Regions from separate parts of the Homo sapiens genome. Here region 2 is linked to region 1. A link is an interaction called in ENCODE POLR2A ChIA-PET data of the cell type or tissue named here. Cell type or tissue: PC-9. All regions are shown on one strand. Links, peaks and the distances in the headings refer to the core of each region. The heading gives the core; the rest is flanking DNA. Region 1 overlaps OGA (O-GlcNAcase). Region 2 overlaps POLL (DNA polymerase lambda).

What was found. ChIA-PET counts read pairs that join two places held together with the same protein. Peaks named below come from ENCODE experiments on the same cell type or tissue, not always from the same donor. Only the 100,000 strongest peaks of a DNase experiment are listed, where the experiment ranks them.
Region 2: POLR2A ChIA-PET joins it to region 1 with 8 read pairs; 13 of 35 experiments call an interaction of 5 or more read pairs at or near these places.

Annotation. Positions count from the first base shown.
Region 1 is chr10:101,807,777-101,817,127 of GRCh38, forward strand. It overlaps OGA (O-GlcNAcase), which reads right to left. Exons shown (of 16, transcript NM_012215.5): 2 at 5,779-5,830; 3 at 5,254-5,351; 4 at 2,408-2,538; 5 at 1-125. Among named protein-coding and RNA genes, the nearest start is that of OGA, 6.0 kb to the right of the region's middle. In PC-9, for the core only: no CTCF peak of the experiment used is centred there; no DNase peak of the experiment used is centred there; H3K4me3 peaks cover 2,015 bases; H3K27ac peaks cover 281 bases.
Region 2 is chr10:101,576,289-101,585,639 of GRCh38, forward strand. It overlaps POLL (DNA polymerase lambda), which reads right to left. Exons shown (of 9, transcript NM_001174084.2): 4 at 9,028-9,190; 5 at 8,314-8,631; 6 at 7,220-7,393; 7 at 6,475-6,603; 8 at 3,960-4,128; 9 at 2,594-3,529. The coding sequence ends at 3,165. Among named protein-coding and RNA genes, the nearest start is that of POLL, 7.3 kb to the right of the region's middle. In PC-9, for the core only: no CTCF peak of the experiment used is centred there; no DNase peak of the experiment used is centred there.

The sequences.
Region 1 (9,351 bases), core at 4,767-8,766:
ATTTCATTTGTGATGGAGACTTGGGCATGAGCAAAAGAACTGAATACCTCTTTGTCTGCTGCACACATATTATGGTCTATATCATCAAAAAGCAAAGCAAATGATCTGCACCCAAACTGAGAAACCTAGGAGAAAAAAAAAAAAAAGAATCAAGAGTAAAAAAATTAAGAATTCCAAACATTACAGCGTTAACAGTTATACTTAAAATCCAGTATTTTCCTTACTAGAATGTTCAAAGACAGATTTATTGTTTTTACATTTTCAATTAAAAAATCGTAAGTTAAACAGTTTTGGGACCCATTTCTCATTTGGGTTTGAATGCACTACAGGCTGAGTATTCCTTATCTGAAATGCTTGGGACCAAAAATGTTTTGGATTTTCATTTTTGTTTTTTCCTGGATTTTGGAATATCTGTATTATATTCAGCATCCCTAACCTGAAAATCCAAAATCTGAAATGCTCCAATGAGCATTTCCTTTGAATTTTATGGAGCTCAAAGAGTTTCATATTTTGGAACATTTCAGATTTCTGAATTAGGGATACTCAACTTATATGACAATATGATCCAACAAAGTGGCCTAGCCTCCTAGTCCTCATGGGCTGCTGCTGATTGTAGAAGACCCAACAAAGTCAGAAAAATACAGAAACATGAGTAAGTAACCTTAAGACATGAAAAAGCCAGGCTGTGTCCTAGTCCCAAAAGGCACACTGATCCCTTTGCAGATAAACCTAACCAGGTATGAATCAGAAAGAATAGAATTTTATCAAATAGTAAAATAACTTCATTCATGAAAATTTCAACTGCCTTAAATTTTTTACCAGACATTTTAATGCCACCCATATAAATCTTTGCCTAAAGAAATAAGACATGTATATAGAAAAACCAGCAAACTAAAATAACAGAAAAATGGGGCCGGGCGCAGTGGCTCACACTTGTAATCCCAGCACTTTGGGAGGCCGAGGCGGGCAAACCATGAGGTTAGGAGTTCGAGACCAGCCTGGCAAACATGGTGAAACCCCATCTCTACTAAAAATACAAAAAAATTAGCCAGGTGTGGTAGCACATGCCTGTAATCCCCGTTACTCAGGAGGCTGAGGCCAGAGAATTGCTTGAACCCAGGAGGTAGAGGTTGCAATGAGCTGAGATCGCGCCACTGCACTCCAGCCTGGGCGACAGAGCAAGACTCAGTTTCAAAAAAAAAAAGGAAAATGGAAGCCCCCTACATTGGACCAAAGGAAGTCTGCAGCTTTTACATTAAGCAGACTTTACACTCAATTAGGTTCACCTAGTCTGTTTTTCTTCTCATCTTGGGAAACTAGCCATTTCCAGACATCTCTTCGTCCATATAATTGAAGAAACTAATGTCTAATAGGTAAAACCCTGTTTCTGTAATCTCAGGTGTAAATTCAAGCCAAGCAGCCTAGGGTATATATAATTTCTCAAAATGTGGTTCTTGACCACCAATCACCTAGATTCCCGGTCCCCACCTTATCCATTTGGGAAATAAAGTCCAGCAGTCAGCATTCTTCCAAGCTTCACTTCTAATCATTCTTTTAAGGCAGTTCTTATGCAAACTGAAATTTGAGAAGAACTAGTACCTCCAGTAAAGCTCTTTTTACTTAATTTGGAAAATATTCCTCTATCAGAAGGATTCAAGGCTGGGTGCACTGGCGCACGACTGTAATCCCGGCACTCTGGGAGGCTGAAGTGGGTGAATCACCTAAAGTCAGGAGTTCGAGACCAGCCTGGCCAACGTGGCAAAACCCTGTCTCTACTAAAAATATAAAAATTAGCCAGGCATGGTGGTGTGCCTGTAACAGCTACTCAGGAGGCTGAGGCATGAGAATCGCTTGAACTTGGGAGGTGGAGGTTGCAGTGAGCCGAGATTGGGCCACTGCACTCCAGGCAACAGGGCAAGACTCTGTCTCAAAAAAAAAAAAAAAGAAAAAAAAAGCATTCAAAGTAAAAAAAATTCTTATAGAAACAAAGAAATAAAAAACCAGGCATGGTGACTCACACCTGTAATCCCAGCACTTTGGGAAGATCATGAGGTGAGCAGTTCGAGACCAGCCTGGCTGGCATGGTGAAGGCCCTGTCTCTACTAAAAATACAAAAATTAGCCAGGCATGATGGCACGCACCTATAGTCCCAGCTACTCGGGAAGCTGAGGCAGGAGAATCACTTGAACCCGGGAGGCGGAGGAGGTTGCAGTGAGCCGAGATTGTGCCACTGCACTCCAGTCTGGGCGACAGAGCAAGACTCTGTCTCAAAAAACAAAACAAACAAACAAAAAAAGAAAACAAAGAAATAGGAATTTGATTTCCTTTTAACATCGTAAAAGCAACTGAGTAAACTTCTAGTTTCAAGTACATAGTCAGGAAAAATGAATAAAAAGTAAGGAGTTACCTGGTCCAATTTACGTTTCAATGTGGATACTTCCTTGGGGTTAGAAAAAGTGATATCCAATCCAGGTGAGATCGCATAGATGAACTCTATCTCATATTCTCGTGCAGCAGAGATGAGAGTCATAAGTTGCTCTAAAGAACAGAGTCTATGTTTTTAGAAAGCAGAACAGAAAACTAAAAGAACCTTCACTGAAGGTTTAACTGAAGAGGTTATTTCTTCTAACTTACAAGAAAGGAAAAGATCCTCACATTTTACAAATTGTCATGTCCAACTTAACAACAGGCCATACAAAATGGTACAAGCCTGAAGTGATTTAATGTCACAGTAAGGGAAAAAGAATAGTTTTCACACCTTTGAAATCTGAACCAACAGAAAATAAGAGGCCCTTCTTTTTCACTTCCAAATAGTTTCTTATCCTTTTGGGGAAACAGGCTAAAATCAATAAACATTTTCCTCCCTTTCATTGCCACTTCTCAAAAACACTGAATTGTCAATTCTCTTACTGAACTTAAGCCATTTCTATTTCCTGCAGCATTTGAAAGGCATAAAATGCAGCCGCTGCTTTTTTATTTTGAGAGCCTTGCTCTGTTGCCCAAGGCTGGAGTGCAGTGGCACGATCCTGACTCACTGCAACCTCCACCTCCTGAGTAGGTGGGATTACAGGCATACCCGGCTAATTTTTGTTTAGTAGAGATGAGGGTTTTGCCATATTGCCCAGGCTGGTCTCGAACTCCTGGCCTCAAGTGATCCGCCTGCCTTAGCCTCTTACAGTGTTGGGATTGCAGGCATGAGCCATGGTACTGGATCTTGCTTTTTTTTTTTGTTTTGCCATCTCTGAACAGCTGGAATTCCTAACTAAATAAACCTACACATAACTACTTTATAATATGAAAGAAAGAAAATGCTTTCTTAAGAATCAGGGTAGGCCAGGCCCAATGGCTCATGCCTGTAACCCCAGGACTTTGGGAGGCCAGGCAGGAGGACTGCCTGAGGTCAGGAGTTTGAGACCAGCCTGGTCAACATTGTGAAACCCCATCTCTACTAAAAATACAAAAATTAGCCAGGCGTGGTGGCGCATACTTGTAATCCCAACTACTAGGGAGGCTGAGGCAGGAGAATTGCTTGAACCCTGGAGGCAGAGGTTGCAGTGAGCCAAGATCGCACCACTGCACCCCAGTCTGGACGACACAGCAAGACTCCATCTCAAAAAATGAAAAAAAATGAAAAAAAAAAAAAAAAAAAAAAAAAATGAATCACACCTGTAATCCCAGCACTTTGAGAGGCCACGGCAAGTTGACTGCTTGAGTTCAGGAGTTTGAGACCAGCACAGGCAACATGGCAAACCCCTCTCTCTACAAAATATACAAAAATTAGCTGGGTGTGGTGACCCGCGCTTGTAGTCCCAGCTACTTGGGGGACTGAGGCGGGAGGATTGCTTGAGCCGGGGAGATCAAAATTGCAGTGAGTCACTGCACTCCAGCCTGGGTAACAAAGTGACAAACGCTGTCTCCAAAAAAAGAAAAAGAAAAAGAACCAGAGTTAAGTCATGGCCTTAACAATCTTGACCTGTTTCTATCTATGGGAAAAACATTAATTATAGATTTTAACCTTTTAAAATTATCAATTGACAATTTTCCTAAATCAACTTAACTACTACTAGTATATACTATAAGACATATTTTTGAATAATTTTCAGTAGTATCTCAAGATAGTCATTTTTACTCTATTTTGATTATTGATCACATTAAGTTTCATTACCAGCACCACCAGAAAGTAATTAAGTTGAAGGCACACTTAAATAGAGTAGTAAACCACAACACTAGATGGAGATGGGGTAAGCTGTAATTGCTTCTTTGTAATTCAAGAAAACTTTCAGCCTTCTGTGCCTTGGCTGGGCTCTGTAACCAAATATCTTGTTAGCTATATGCGTATACCATTTAATTTCAAGTACAAAAATGTTTCACCATTTACAAGTTCCCAAAGAAAAGCACCTCTCTAATTTGGCGGTTCAATGCTATACTACTTTTTATCAATTTTATGTAACCAACTCAACGTTAAGTATACCCATAGCAGGCCGGCCGGGCACAGGAGCTCAAGCCTGTAATCCCAGCACTTTGGGAGGCTGAGGCAGCAGAATCTCTTGAACTCGGGAGGGCGAGGTTTGCAGTTAGCCGAGATCGCACCACTGCACTCCAGCCTGGGGGACAGAGCAAGACTCTGTCTCAAAAAACAAAACAAAACAAAACAAAACCCAAAGACAGCCTATTAATGGCTTCCCACTTTCCTGGACTAGGGTTTAAGGACCAGTAACTGCTGACAAGGCCAAGCCATACTAGAGCCTGAAGCAAAAGGAACAATCAGTAGTGCTGATCCTGTCTTTACCTAAAATTTTAGCATTGTGTACATCATGAATTTCTGCATTAATTTTGGTTTTTTAAAAAAATTGCATAAAATATTATTTATGTTGATTACTTTTTGGGGGTCCCTTAAAATTTGCACCCAAGGTACGTGCCTCACTTGCCTTGCCCTGGGCCTAGCCCAGCTCCAGCACTTCTTTGCCCAGTGGCCCACTGTTTAATCCACTGGCAGAAGTAAGCAGCACAATCTATGACCACAGAACAGATGGAGTCAGCCTAGCACGCCCATGATATCACACATATGGTCATGACCTTGCTAGCGCAGAGCACTCTTTCAATCTCAGCTAACTGAATAGTTACCAGATAGAAGAAAAGGAAACTACCTACAAAATAAAAATAAAATGTCATAAAATTCTTGTACAACTACATTTAAAATATAACCGTTTTCTTCACAGATTTTGAATTTATGGATAAAAAGAAAAAGATTACCAGCTTCCTCCACTGAATACATCTCTCGCCAAAACATCCTATGTTTGTAGTCATCTTTTGGGGCATACAAGTATGTATTTAATTCCCATTTCTGGAGCCTTAAGGAGAAAGAAAATTACATATGTATAAACAGGCAACATTCATAGGCTGTCAATCTCCATTTCCCTCTTCTTGGAGCATCTCCATCTCATACAAAGCTAATATTCTATGACAGTAGCTTTTAACCTTTTTGTAATCAGTGGAATTTAAAAAAATTAAGTATTACAATGTATGCCAACATACAAAACACTCTTAAAAAACACAACAGCTCTGGGTAAGGTGAAGCCCAAAACTTATTCAGCTCCCCAGGAAAAGTTTGAAAATCAAAGGCCTAGGTGAAGAAAAAAGGGACCAAGGTAAAATAACTTCTGCAATTGAGAAACCATCAAAATGCACCTGGGCTATTCACTGTTAGTATTTCTTCAAACAAAAGAAAATGTTAAGAGTTTAAGGTTCTCCTCTCTCCTTCATATAATGAAGATTTACCTTCTAAAGAGTTCTTTTCTCTGTTCCATAACCCAAGGTCTTCCATAAAATCCTAGATTCAAAGTAAGAATGAAATTATATTCAGTTTTAAAATGTGGTAAGCTTTATTGAGAAAAGCAAGTTACAAAACATATAATACAATCCTATTTTGTAAAAAGCATAAAATACACCAAATCGGAAGGATATTTAATAAAATACTAAGGTTCCTTTAATCTTTGGGTGGTGACGTTACAAGGTGACTTTTATTCCATTTTTGCTTAGGTAATTTTTTTTATTTTTTCTACCATGACATTAGTTACTTAGGTGATAGTTATTTTAAAACAAACATCTATCATCTTTCCACTGTTGATAAAGTCCAAATATATTTAATTCCAATTTTTTAAGAGATCTCAATCTTATAATGGGGAACGGCAGCAATGTAATACAAGCTGCCAACAGTAACAATTACTTCCTAGAATGATAGTAAAACTGCTTTAGAAAGGGTGAGGGGAGGCCGGGTGAGGTGACCCACGCCTGTAATCCCAGCACTTTGGGAGGCTGAGGCAGGTAGATCACTTGAGGTCAGGAGTTCCAGACCCAGCCTGGCCAACATGGTGAAACCATGTCTCTACTAAAAATACAAAAATTAGCCAGGTATGGTGGCAAATGCCTGTAATCCCAGCTATTTGGGAGGCTGAGAAACAACAATCACTTGAACCTGGGAGACGGACTTGCAGTGAGCCGAGACTGCGTCACTGCACTACAGCCTGGGCTACAGAGCAAGACTCCATCTCAAACAACAACAACAAAAGGGTGAGGGGAGATAAACAGGTAAAGCAATTAAAAACAAATCAGAGATAGGATTAGGAAAGAATCTGACTTAATTTTATGATCGTGCTCCTCTTTTTTAAAAAAAGTTCCTGGCCAGGACTGGAATTCCAGTTACTTGGGAGGCTAGGGCAGGAGAACTGCTTGAATCCAGGAGGCGGAGGCTGCGGTGAGCCAAGATCCGCGCCATTGCATTCCAGCCTAGGTGACAGAGCAAAACTCTCTCTCTCAAAAAAAGTTCCACATACAATGATATAATCAAAGGGACCAAAAAATGCCTGAAACCACATTCCCAAGAAATTCAACAGCCTAACTGGCCCAAACAACAAACTCTCACGCAATCTTAATTACAGAGCAAAGATCTGAACAAATGAAAATTCAAGAATATTACTTCTGGTCCTTAAACGGAAAGGAATAAACAAAGAAAACTCAAGAATGTCCCCAGAGTATCCTCTAAGAGGACAAAACACTAGTTATGCACACACTGCAGAAAACAAACTCGCAGACCGATAACCTAAATGGTTGAATAAGCATCAAACTGGTATCTGGAACTCCCTAGTGTGCTCATCACAGCTCAAACCACACACTTTACATCTTGTCTAACCTTTACTTTCCACTTGTCTCAGTCTAATCATCAGTAAGAGATAAGGACAGCCTCTCAAGAGTACCATGAAGAAGGTTAATAAAAGCATTCTGAACACAAAATGTTCTACATAAACCCACACAATCTACATAAGAGACTAGTCTAAAACAAATTTCTGCAATGTATTTTAGCTCCAATCTCTAGGCAGAATGACTCCTCTGCACCACAAAAAGGACAATGACAGACCAAATTAAAATTCATTACATACCAATGTATAACTGTAGCACTTTCATCTGGACAATCTAATGTTAGCCTCTCACAAGTGATACAAAATATTCTTTTTTTTTTTTCTCAGGCGGAATCTCACTCTGTCGCCCAGGCTGGAGTGCAGTGGCACTATCTCGGCTCAATGCAATCTACGCCTCCAACTCCCGGGTTCAAGCGATTCTCCTGTCTCAGCCTCCCGAGTAGTTGGGATTACAGGAGCCCGCCACCACGCCCGGCTAATTTTTTCTATTTTTAGTAGAGACAGGGTTTCGCCATGTTGGCCAGGCTAGTATCGATCTCCTGACCTCGTGATCCGCCCGCCTCGGCCTCCCAAAGTGCTGGGATTACAGGCGTGAGCCACCGCGCCCGGCCAATATAAAATATTCTTGATCAGGCAGACCTATACAAGTCTTTAGCATCCCTACGGCACTTAGCATTATCATTTTTTTTTTAAGGAGTAGGCATTAAACATCCTTTCAGAGTTGCTCCAATATAAAAAAAGACTTTTCAAATGTCTAGCTTAATTAAACATTTTAATCTTTAGAAACCCTACCTTGGCTCTTTTGAGAGTCAGGTTCATGGTTTCGGTTGACTGGCACCACAAAGAGGAAGCAATGCTGTTAATGTAAGTTAAAAACCAAGAGAGTTTTGTGATGGAAAGAAAACAAAAAAGAAATCCTAGCAGTAACTATAGTATTTCTATGCTCATTCATTTTACGGCTGGTGCCAACCAAGAGGTATCAAAAAGAGAGAAAAAAAAAAAAAAAAAAAAAAAAAAAGCCAGGCGCGGTAGTTCACGCCTGTAATCTTAGCACTTTGGAAGACCGAGGCGGGCGGACTGCCTGAGCTCCGTAGGTGGAAACCTGCCTGGGCAACACGGTGAAACCCGTTTCTACTAAAATACAAAAAATTAGCCGGGCCCGTGTCTGCAGTCCCAGCTACTTGGGAGGGTGAGGGAGGAGAATTGCTCGAACCCGGGAGGCGGAGGTTGCAGTGAGCCGCGATCACGCCACTGCACTCCAGCCTGGGCGACAGAGCGAGACTCCGTCTCCCAAAACAAAAACAACAAAACACACAAAAAATCAGTGCTGGCTCAGGTGCTCAGTCACTAAGAAAATATACAAGGGCACGGGAGGGAGGAGGAATAAACGAGAGAATGGCAGACAACTCTGTTCTTTAAATAGGAAGAATCGCCTTTTAATGCTATTCTAAACAAACGAATTTAAACCAAATGAGTTTTCTCCTTTTATAACTGAAGGTATAATGGACTGGCAAGTTTCCTTAGACTCATTCCAGTCTAGCTCCGAAATTTCCCAGCACTCTCTCATCCCCACTCCAAGATCTTTGATAACAAAAACCAGATTCTTTTTCTAAAATCTCCCTGCACTCAAGCCAATAAATACAACGATATAAGTCACACAATGCAATCATTTTTGATGAATACTATATAGCAGTTTTCCATTCTGTAATCCCCCAAATTCTGCAAGACAGTTAACTTCGCTGAACTCTTTCATGCCTTACTGTAGCAGCAAAGTAGCCTGTTATGGTCTGTACCATAACCACCACCCATTTTTCGAAAGAATACTCTAATTTATATGGTGAAAAAAAACAGAAAAGCTGATGTTCTCAACGTCGAGAGCAATCCTTTTTCCATACCTTTTTGGTTTTTTAAATATATATATTTTTTACCCTTATCCACGCCATTACATACGAGAGAGATATAAAACAGACATCTAGGAAACTCTGAATCGGCCAAAATACTTCAGAAAATTCAAATACATGCTGTAACTGCGGAAAGACTAATAATGTAACCGATTCGTGCCTCTACAGAGCTGCAAGGTGGACTATCTGTCCATTCTCATCCAGAAACTGAAACAAGCATCTGGTAATTTTCCCTCACTACCAAAAAGTCCATC
Region 2 (9,351 bases), core at 2,682-6,681, 230 kb before region 1:
TTTGATTGTAGATTGTAGCTTTTTTTTTTTTTTTTTTTTTTTTTGAGACAGGGTCTCACTCTGTTACAACTCAGGCTGGAGTGCAGTGGTGTAATCTCAGCTCATTGGAACCTCTGCACCTCTGCCTCCCAGGCTCAGGTGATCCTCCCACTTCAGCCTCCCAAGTAGCTGGGATTATAGGCACCACTAGGTCTGGCCATGCCTAGCTAACTTTTGAATTTTTTTTTTTTTTTTTTTGGTAGAGATGGGGTTTTGCCATGTTGACCAGGCTGGTCTCAAACTCCCAGGCTCAAGCAATCAACCCGCCTTGGCCTCGCAAAGTGTTGGGATTACAGGCGTCAGCCACCACACCCGGCCCTGACTGTAGCTCTTAAGAACTCATGTTTACACTGGGCCCACAGGATTACTCAGCATAATCACCTCATCTCAAAATGCTTAAGCTTCATCACAACTGCAAAGTCCCTCTAGCCAACTAAGGTGACATATTCACAGGTTCCAGGGATTAAGACATGGACATCTTCAGTGGACCATTATTCTGCCTGCCACACGTGGCCTGTCCAAGGACAACCCTGGCTCAGGGACAGAGTGATGAAGAACTGGGCTGGAGCAGGGAGCAGGCTTGTGGGGTCTCTCTGCCTACTCCAGGCCAGGTGGTGACTGGGTGGTAGGTGTGCGGGGTGCTCAGCTGCTGGACAGGACCCCAGTTACCACCAGGGCCCTGAAATGGAGTCTCTCTCCATTCAGGATGAATGGGAGACTGGGCTGAAAGCCTGTTCGAGAACCTGGTTCAGCGCTAAAGTGCCTGGGAACCCCCAATATTCATATTCCTTGCTTACTTGGACTCAGAGAACCTCATTTCACCTCATTTTACCTCCAAACTGGGCAGCCTTTCTCAAGACTCAGAAATCCCTCCATTAGCTCCTCTGCCTCAGTGGCTCTTCTCCTGGGCTTCTGTGTCAGACTGGGCAGCTGAAGGGACACCCAGATGGGTCACTGGAGGTGGGGCATGCTCCCTCTTTATCCCACGACTTTGTGTTGCCCTGGCCAGGAGGTGGGACCAAGAGTCTGCATGGTTTCAAGGCAGTCTCTGAATTCTGAGTCTCCTGGGGGAAGGAGTTAAGGCAGATGGGGAGGGATGTCAAGAATGGAGGTCAGACCCTGATTTCAGACAAAGAAGTAAGCGGCATCCCTCCCTGCAGTTCTGGGACCTCCCTGTGTGTAGGAAAACTTGGGCGAGCTACTCTATGGCCTGCTGCACACTGGTTCCCTCCACCCCCAGCCCTGGAGGTCCTGTTCCTTGGGCCTGGAGCAGGCTGCGGCAAAAGGAGAGAAGCAACTTCCACATTTGGACCCAGACACGCATCTTTGGACTTCTGCTGACTCCAACTCTTGCTGGGGACAGCAGCAGGCACTGAGGGACCAGTCCAGAGTGGGACCAAAAGCAAGCCTTCACACCCGGGGGCCCAGGCTTTCCCCAGCCCCTCTCCTATCTACCCAGGCCCCCACTGTGGCTCTTGGCAGCCATGTGTCCCTGGCAGTAGACACTCTCAGGGGAGAGGCTCGCCCCTCTAGAAGGCTTCTGGGCTTTTGATTGGCCATCTCTTGGGTTGGTGCTGAGCTGCGAAAGGGCCCTCCAGGTCCTGTGGGCTTCTGATTCCTTTCCCAACATGATCAGTGCTGGGAAGACCCCCTGACTTACACTTCAGGGGTATGAGCTTGAGTTGGGGGGCCTACTCCCAGGCTGCTAGGATCCCATGATCGAGACCAGGCAGACAAAGGCTGGCTCCGGGACTCTGCAAGTTACCAACAGAAATGTAGCCCACCCAGCACACTCAAGGTGGGATCCCCCTGTGGAGCCAAAGCTGCCCTCACGCGTCACCACCCAACTCCCAGCATGGGGCCTCTCCAGGCTCCTCCTCCAATACAGTCTCCTTCTGACTCTGTGCCCACTCCTCCTCATACTTGGGCTGCCTGAAGCTCCTTCCATGACCCCACTCCCCCACCAAGTCTCCCTGCCCTGTGAAACAGCCTCAGGAAGACATCCCGCACTCCCCAGCGGGACCTGCTCCTGTCTGCTCTATCAAACCAAGCTCTGCTTCCAGTCCTCTGCCAGCCCAGCCTGCTCCTGACTCCCAGCACACAGTGTCCTCTCTAAAGCTGTTCCTTAATTGTCCCCAAACAGAGCCTGCTGACTCCTCTCAGAGGCAATTTCCCTGCCAGTCTGCCTCTCTCCTCCTCCGGGAAGCCTTCCCTGGCCGCCCATCCCTGTGTACACGGTCACCATTTAGTTGTTCCTAATGGTTTCCTGAGTCTTGTCACTTTTGCTCATGTCCCCTGATAGCCTGGTCTAAGGTAGGGCCTGCAGAAGATGCTGATGACTAGATAGGAGCTCTGGGTGCCTGGCTCCAACATTCTCCCTGGTCACAGCCACTGCTGTCCTTGCTGTGAGTTTAGGAGCTGACTCAGGCCAGTCCTGTCTGGAGGGCAGTTAACACAGCCTTTCTGGGCTCCTCTTTTCAGTTCCCATCTCTGTCGTCCCTGCCTGGGTGGAACAAGGTAGCCAGAGGCTGCAGCAGCTCAGACACCAGGCAGGTTCAATGTCAAATGCACTTTACTGGGCCCCTGGGCCTCCCAACACTGTCCTCACCAAGGCTGGGGCACCCCATTCCCAGCACCACCAGCTGCCCAGGAAGCAGGACGGATAGAGGGAACACATGTGGAATGGCTGTTCTCCTACCCCAGAGGGTGCCGGATGATGTTGACAGCACGGCTGCTTCCCTCTCCCCTGCAGCTTCTGTCCCCACCCAGCAGCTTGGCCTTTCCCATAGCAGGGAAGGGGGATACCTGGGGCTTCAAACCAGCCACCTGCTCCTGCTTAAAATGGGGCAAGGGGCCATTTGCAAAATTCTTCGAGGGGCAGTGGTGAGGTAGAAGGGGTGGCAGCCTGCTCCTGTCTGGGAGAGGGCTGGGCAGACACTGGGAGCCGGGCAGACACTGGGAGCCGGGCTGGCTCTTGCTTCAGGCCCAGAGCCCTGGGCCCTGCTCGCTGAGGAAGCTGGTGGTTGGAGCGGCGAGGTTCAGCCAGCTGAGGCTGGAGGGAGTACTGGGTGGCCAGGAGGGGTAGCCAGTCCAACTCGGCTCTCCTCAGCACCCCCAGCCATGGGTCACCAGTCCCGCTCAGCAGGTTCTCGGTAGGGGAGGCCTAAGAGCCTGAAGACATCCTTCTCAGTGGGAGTGGGCAGCACTCGGCCAGGCCCCACCTTGCAGCCATGGGTGTTCCGGACCACAGCAGTGCTGAGGGCATGTTCTGACAGACTCATGCCCTTGGTTTTGGCCAGGGCTCGCATGGAGCGGTTGAAGTGTGCAGAGCCGGTGAAGTAGAGCAGGGCACAGGCAAACTCGCTATAGGGCACCACGATGATGTCCAGGCGCCGGTGCCGCCGCCCTGGCCCTGGGAGCCGGCACACCCCCAAGTACTTCTGTTGCTGACCATTCTCCTCTTGGCTCACCAAGTCATCTGTGAGGAACCCTGGCCCAACAGAGGGGACTGCTGGGAGGGCAGGGAACCAGGCCTGGGCTGTCCCATCCTCCCAGGTCTCTCCTGATGTCTAAGCTGGGGCTTGCCCAGGTATTAGCTGGGTGACACTACCCTCTCTGGGCCCTTCTCCTTTTCTGTAAAACATGGATAGTAATTCCCATCTCCCCCATAGTGTCACAGAAAGATCAGATGAGATACTTGGCCTGCAGGGTTCACTGAGCACCTCCACATAGGTGTGGCGGGGCTGTTCCATCTCTCCCTGGAGAGGATTCCGGCCCCGATAGAGAGATGGGATGCTGGCAAAGCACTGTTCCCCTGCTTCCTGCCTCAGGACTGGAACTTCTGAGGTTCTCCCTCTGAGGGGGCCCCCAGACCTGTGCTGCCCTCTGTCAACCTGCTCACCCAGAGATGGAGCTTATACCTTCCTGCCGAAGACTGTCAAGGAGGCGGCTGAAGATACCCCGGTGGGACCGGCCATCTGGGTGAGTGATGAGCACGTCGACATCACCACAGGTCGCCTTTCCCCGTCGGTATGAACCACATGCCACACACAGCAGCCCAGAGTTAAAGGCCTGGGCTGCTTTCTGGACCTGGGAAAGAGAGCGGTGACAGGTGAGGGGCTGTGCGTGGGGAGCTCCTCTCCCACAGCAGTACAAGGGCCTTCCCAGACTCGGGCCCACACCCTCAGCTTATGCCCATTCCAGATGCCTGCTGCAAGCCCAGGGGAATCCACCCTGAGGAGCTGCTGTTCTTTCCCTTCGCTAGGACAGGAGAGAAGAAAAAGCTCACTGTGCAGGAGGCAAGCCTGAGGAGAGACGGGAGAAGGTGCCGGCTCTGCTTCTGAGAGTGGGCACTGAGCTTGCCCTGTGGAGCTCTTTAAGAGTAGGGAGACACAGACTCTCTCTGCCCCTGCCCCAGCCCACGTGCCCAGGTCTGTGAAACTCCACTTAGGACAAGGGGCCAGGTGCTGAAAGCCCTCAGCCAGGTCTAGGCAGCCCCAGATATCTACTGATTTGGAGCTAAAGGTTTGGAATATGTGAGCTGGGGTTTGAGGACTGAGCAGGTGGCTGGCAGCATGCGCCAGGCCCAGGCCCAGGAGAAAGTGGAGCACAGAAATACAGCTGCACCTGTGGGAAAGGAGAGGAAAGAAAGCAAAGAGGGGGCAGTTCTGAGCCAACACCCACATCCTTTCTTGGTGGGGAGGGAGCTGAGACAGCAACTGCCAGCTGAAGGATTGTCCCTCTGAGGAAAAATAAACCCATTAGCCTCCACCCCTGAGACACTGAGGTTCTTTCATATGCAGATGGCCTCCTGCCTCCACCCCAGGACACTGAAAATTCTGGGGCCCCGGACACCTCAAGTATCCTGACAGGAGGGCTCCGCTAATCCCCTTACTCCCTTCTTGAGCCTCCCAAGAGAATGGAAGGAGGAGGTCCACGTGAGTAATCCCATCAAAACTCCTATGGCTGGAGCCCTTAAATGGGGGCACAGGAGGCCAGGTGGGAAGCCTCTTTTGTTCCAATGGGCTGGGTACTGACTGAGGCATTCTCCATGCCCGGACACCATGGCTGAGTGACGGTGTCATCACTAGCACCAAGGCCTGGTGATGGGCAGACAAAGAGGCCTGTCCATCCATCTCATACCGGCCTCATAGCCTTGTGGCCTGGAATGGAGCTGGGGGCTGATTTCAATCAAACTAGGCCAGTCTCCATGGGATCCCACTCTATCAGAATCCCTGACCAAAGTGAGCAAAACTTGCCTATTACAAGCAGCTCCTAATCCTAATGCCCATTGAACAAATGATACATCTAGCCCTAAATGCAGTCCAGTGTCTCTCTAATCTAGCTTTTACATGAACCTAATCGCTAACCCAACTCTAAACCAAACCCAAATCTTATTTCTTGGACAACTACAAATCTTAACTTAAAAGCAACCAACATTAAGAAAATCCTACGCCTAATTAAAGCCTAACTTTAACTCAATCTTTTTTTTTTTTTCAGACAGAGTCTTGCTCTGTTGCCCAGGCTAGAGTGCAGTGGCACAATCTTGGCTCGCTGCAACCTCCGCCTCCCAGGTTCAAGCAAATCTCCCACCTCAGCCTCCCAAGAAACTGGGATTATAGGCATGAGCCACGGCACCCGCCTAACTTTTTTGTATTTTTAGTAGAGACGGGGTTTCGCCATGTTTGCCAGGCTGGAAATTTTTGTATGTTTTATAGAGACAGGGTTTCACCACGTTGGCCAGGCTGGTCTCGAGCTCCTGAGCTCAGATGATCTGTCCACCCTGTTCTCCCAATGTGCTGGGATTAAAGGCATAAGCCACTGTGCCTGGTCTTAACTCCATCTTGATGGAGCTTTCTTCCAGCCCCAAACCAAATCCTACTGACACTGTGCTTTTACACCAACTCTACCCCAAATCCTGAGCCAGCCTTGCGTGGGCTTTAGAAGGTCCATACATCTGGAAAAAGACATAAACCTTTGCACATTTGTGCATTTTGGGGAGAAAACAGTCCACAGTTTTCATCAGGTTCTCAAAGAAGTTGGTGAAATAAAAAAAAAAGATAAAATAAAATATTAAAACCCTCTGCCCTGACCCACCCTAACCTCAGTACAGATATAATTCACCTGTAATCTAACCCTAACATTAACCCAATCCTAACACCAATCAGTCTAGAATTGAATCCAATCCTAATAGGCCTGACTACTGAGAACCAGAATCTAGAGGGCTGGTGTTACAGCTCTTTCCTCCCAAAGCTCCCCACCCCCACCTCTGGGCCTGGAGCTTCAGTCTTAACTTGCTCTGTGCTCAACCTCTGGTGATCCACAGTTTCCTCTGCCTGCTGTCCTCCCCAGCTGAGGAGTTGGGGGTTCTTGGCTTTGACCCAAGACCTTACAGCAGGACCTGGCTGTCCTCACTGCTCTGGGACACCTGCTTACTGTCTGCTCAATCTCTGTAGCCTCCTCCCTGGGCATACGTTCCAGGAAGTCACTGTAATGCTTCAGGCCGATGGCCTGCTGGGTTGTCAGGGAGGCCTGGCTGCGGATGTCTTCCAGACTTCGGAAGCCCTGGAAAAAAGCAGCCAGATGGGAAGCTGTAAGGATCCAGGACCAATGAAGAGGCATGAGTGAGCACACACACAAGGCTTCCATCGCCCCAGACTCTAGGGAAGGCTAGAGGCAGGACCAACCTAGGGGCAGTTGGGTCTGTACTCAGCAGGACTTGGGAAAGGCAGGGAGCATGGGAAACATGCCATCATCCAGCCCTGCCACTATCCTAAGATGCTCGTTCATGATTCCATCAGTCTGAGGATGGACCTTGTCATCTTCATCCTTACCAAGCTGCCCTGGTGATTGTGGGCAGAGCCAGGATTGGGAACCACTGCTCTAGACACGCAGTGTCAAGGCCTGGCCTCCTCAGGAAGGCCCTTGCTGGTCTGGGGAGACTGAGAAACATACTTCTTGTCCCTGTCTACTCCTTCTTAAGGATACCAAGCAACAAGGCTGTTCTGGGAGCTGAGGGGTCTATATGAGTCCTGGTCCGCTTGAAAAATGGTCTCCCTATACTGTGGGTGCATTCCCATCAGAGCACAGCATAGGGATCTGGGGCAGAGCACAGCACACATCTGGGGCAGGAACTCTGAGACACAGCAAAACTGAAGTAGGGGCTGAGCCAGGGTGTGACCTGTTGGTACCACATCTGGGCAGTCTTGGTCCCAGCTCCCCAGATGTTGGAGAAGAGCTCCAAGACAGGCACGCTCTCACTGATATGGTCCAGCTTCCGCAAATGCCCGCTCTCCAGGATCTCTATGATTTTCTCAGCCATCCGCTTCCCAATCCCAGGGATACTGCAGGCCTCCTAGAGGAGGAGGAGGCAGAGGCAAGAAAGAAGAGTGAGGAGATGGAAGAGGTAGAGCCAGTGGAAAGGAAGCTGACTCCTCTAGCAGATGCTGACATAAAAGCCAGCCTGGCTGCTTGGCAACTGTGTGGCTGTGTAAAGCTTGGGTGTAGTTGAAGATGAGAATTTTGGATAGAATGAGGGCTGGGTAATTTGTCTTTTGGTTCCCAGAAGGATGGAGACCAGCAGTAAGAAGTAGAAAATAATGATGATATTAGTCACCACCACCACCACCACCATCATCATCATTCCAACAGCAAGAGCTAACATTTACTGAGGGCTTACTCTATGTCAGGTCCTGTGCTACAGGGACCATTTCATTTAATAGTAGCCCCTTTTTACTAATGAGAAAACTGATGCTTTGAGAGTTTAAGTAACTTGTCTGGAGTCACACAGTTAGTGAATGACAGGAACCAGAGTTCAAACCCTGGTCTGTTAGGCTTCAGAGTCCAAACTTCTTTTAAACAACTTTTTAGGCGGGACACAAGGGCTCATGGCTGTAATCCCAGCACTTTGCAGGGCTGAGCCGAGGGTAGATTGCTTGAGCCCAGGAGTTCAAGACCAGCCTGGGTAACACGGCAAAACACCATCTCTGCTAAATAAATGAATAAATAAATAAATAAACAAAATTAAAAATAAAAAACTTTTAATTATGTTAAAAAATTCAAAAGTAGAGAGATCCATATAACCCCCAAGTATCGTACATCTCCCAGCTTCAACAACTATCAAGATTTTGCCAATCTGCTTTCATCAATTTTCCTTTTTTTTCTTTTGTGCAAGTCCTAGACCCCATAAAATCTTCACCACTGTACCTGAACCCCACTGGGGTTACTAACCACTGGCCAGTAAAGACCCCTCCTCCCACTCTAGCCCCTGGGTACCTGGTACGAGGTGACAGGCTTATGGAAGCTCTTGAGGGCATTGATGGCCTTGGCATAGCCCAGGGCCCTCCACTTGTCTCCCTGAACACTGTAGGCTTTGGCCAGAACTTCCAGCTTCTCTGTGATATGGAGGTTGTGATTGGTCGCCTTCTGGCTTGAGGGCTGTGCACAGACCCACTTATCCAGGACAGCAGGGGCTGGGCTAGGCTCACAATCTCCCTCAAGGGAGGTGGGGTAGTGGCCACTGATGAGGGCTTCCAGATCAGCTGCACTAACCTGGGTTTCTTCCCCATCACTGGCTTCATCATCAGAGATGGGCTTGGGATAGAGAAGAAAAGAAAACAATAAATTCTTGTTCTCCAAGAGAAGGGATCCTTAAAGGTGGGGGTCATCTTCTTTGTGCGGGGGGAGGGTCTTCTAGTCAGACCTAAGAATGAGGCGGGGCCTTCTGCATCAGACTTGGATCTCCTTGGGTGTGAGGCCACGTTCCCTTTGGCTCCACGCAGTGCCTAGCCCTAGGATCCCCAGTGGTATGTGTTAGATATGGCCTAGATAAATGCAGCAGTGATGAGTGTTGGGAAGAGCTAAATGGCTTCACAATAGAGCCCTCCTCTCTCAGGGGCCTGGGACTTTCTGAACAGCCACCAGGCCCACCCCATTTCTGTGATCTGCTTCCTAGGGGAAGGGAGTTCTGAGGGATGGGAGGCTCCTGACCTGGGCTTGGGTGTTTGGTGCCTCTTTTGCCTTTTGGGGAGGAGACACAGGCCTGGTGGGAGGAGGAGGAGGAGAAAGGGCTGTCTGAAGCAGGGCCTCATGGGTGCCAGGAGGAATAGAAGCATCCTGCTCTGCCTTGCTGGGCTGTGGATGGTCCAAGTACCTGTGGGGATGGTGATGGGAGGTTAAGACACCAAAGGTCTCACCCTGTATCTGTCCCCAGTCCTTCTGTACTCTGAAATACTTGGTTTCCCAGTGTGTCCAATTAAGAAAACGAGTTTTTTGAGGTTTTTGGAGTTTCTCTTGAGACAGGGTCTTGCTCTG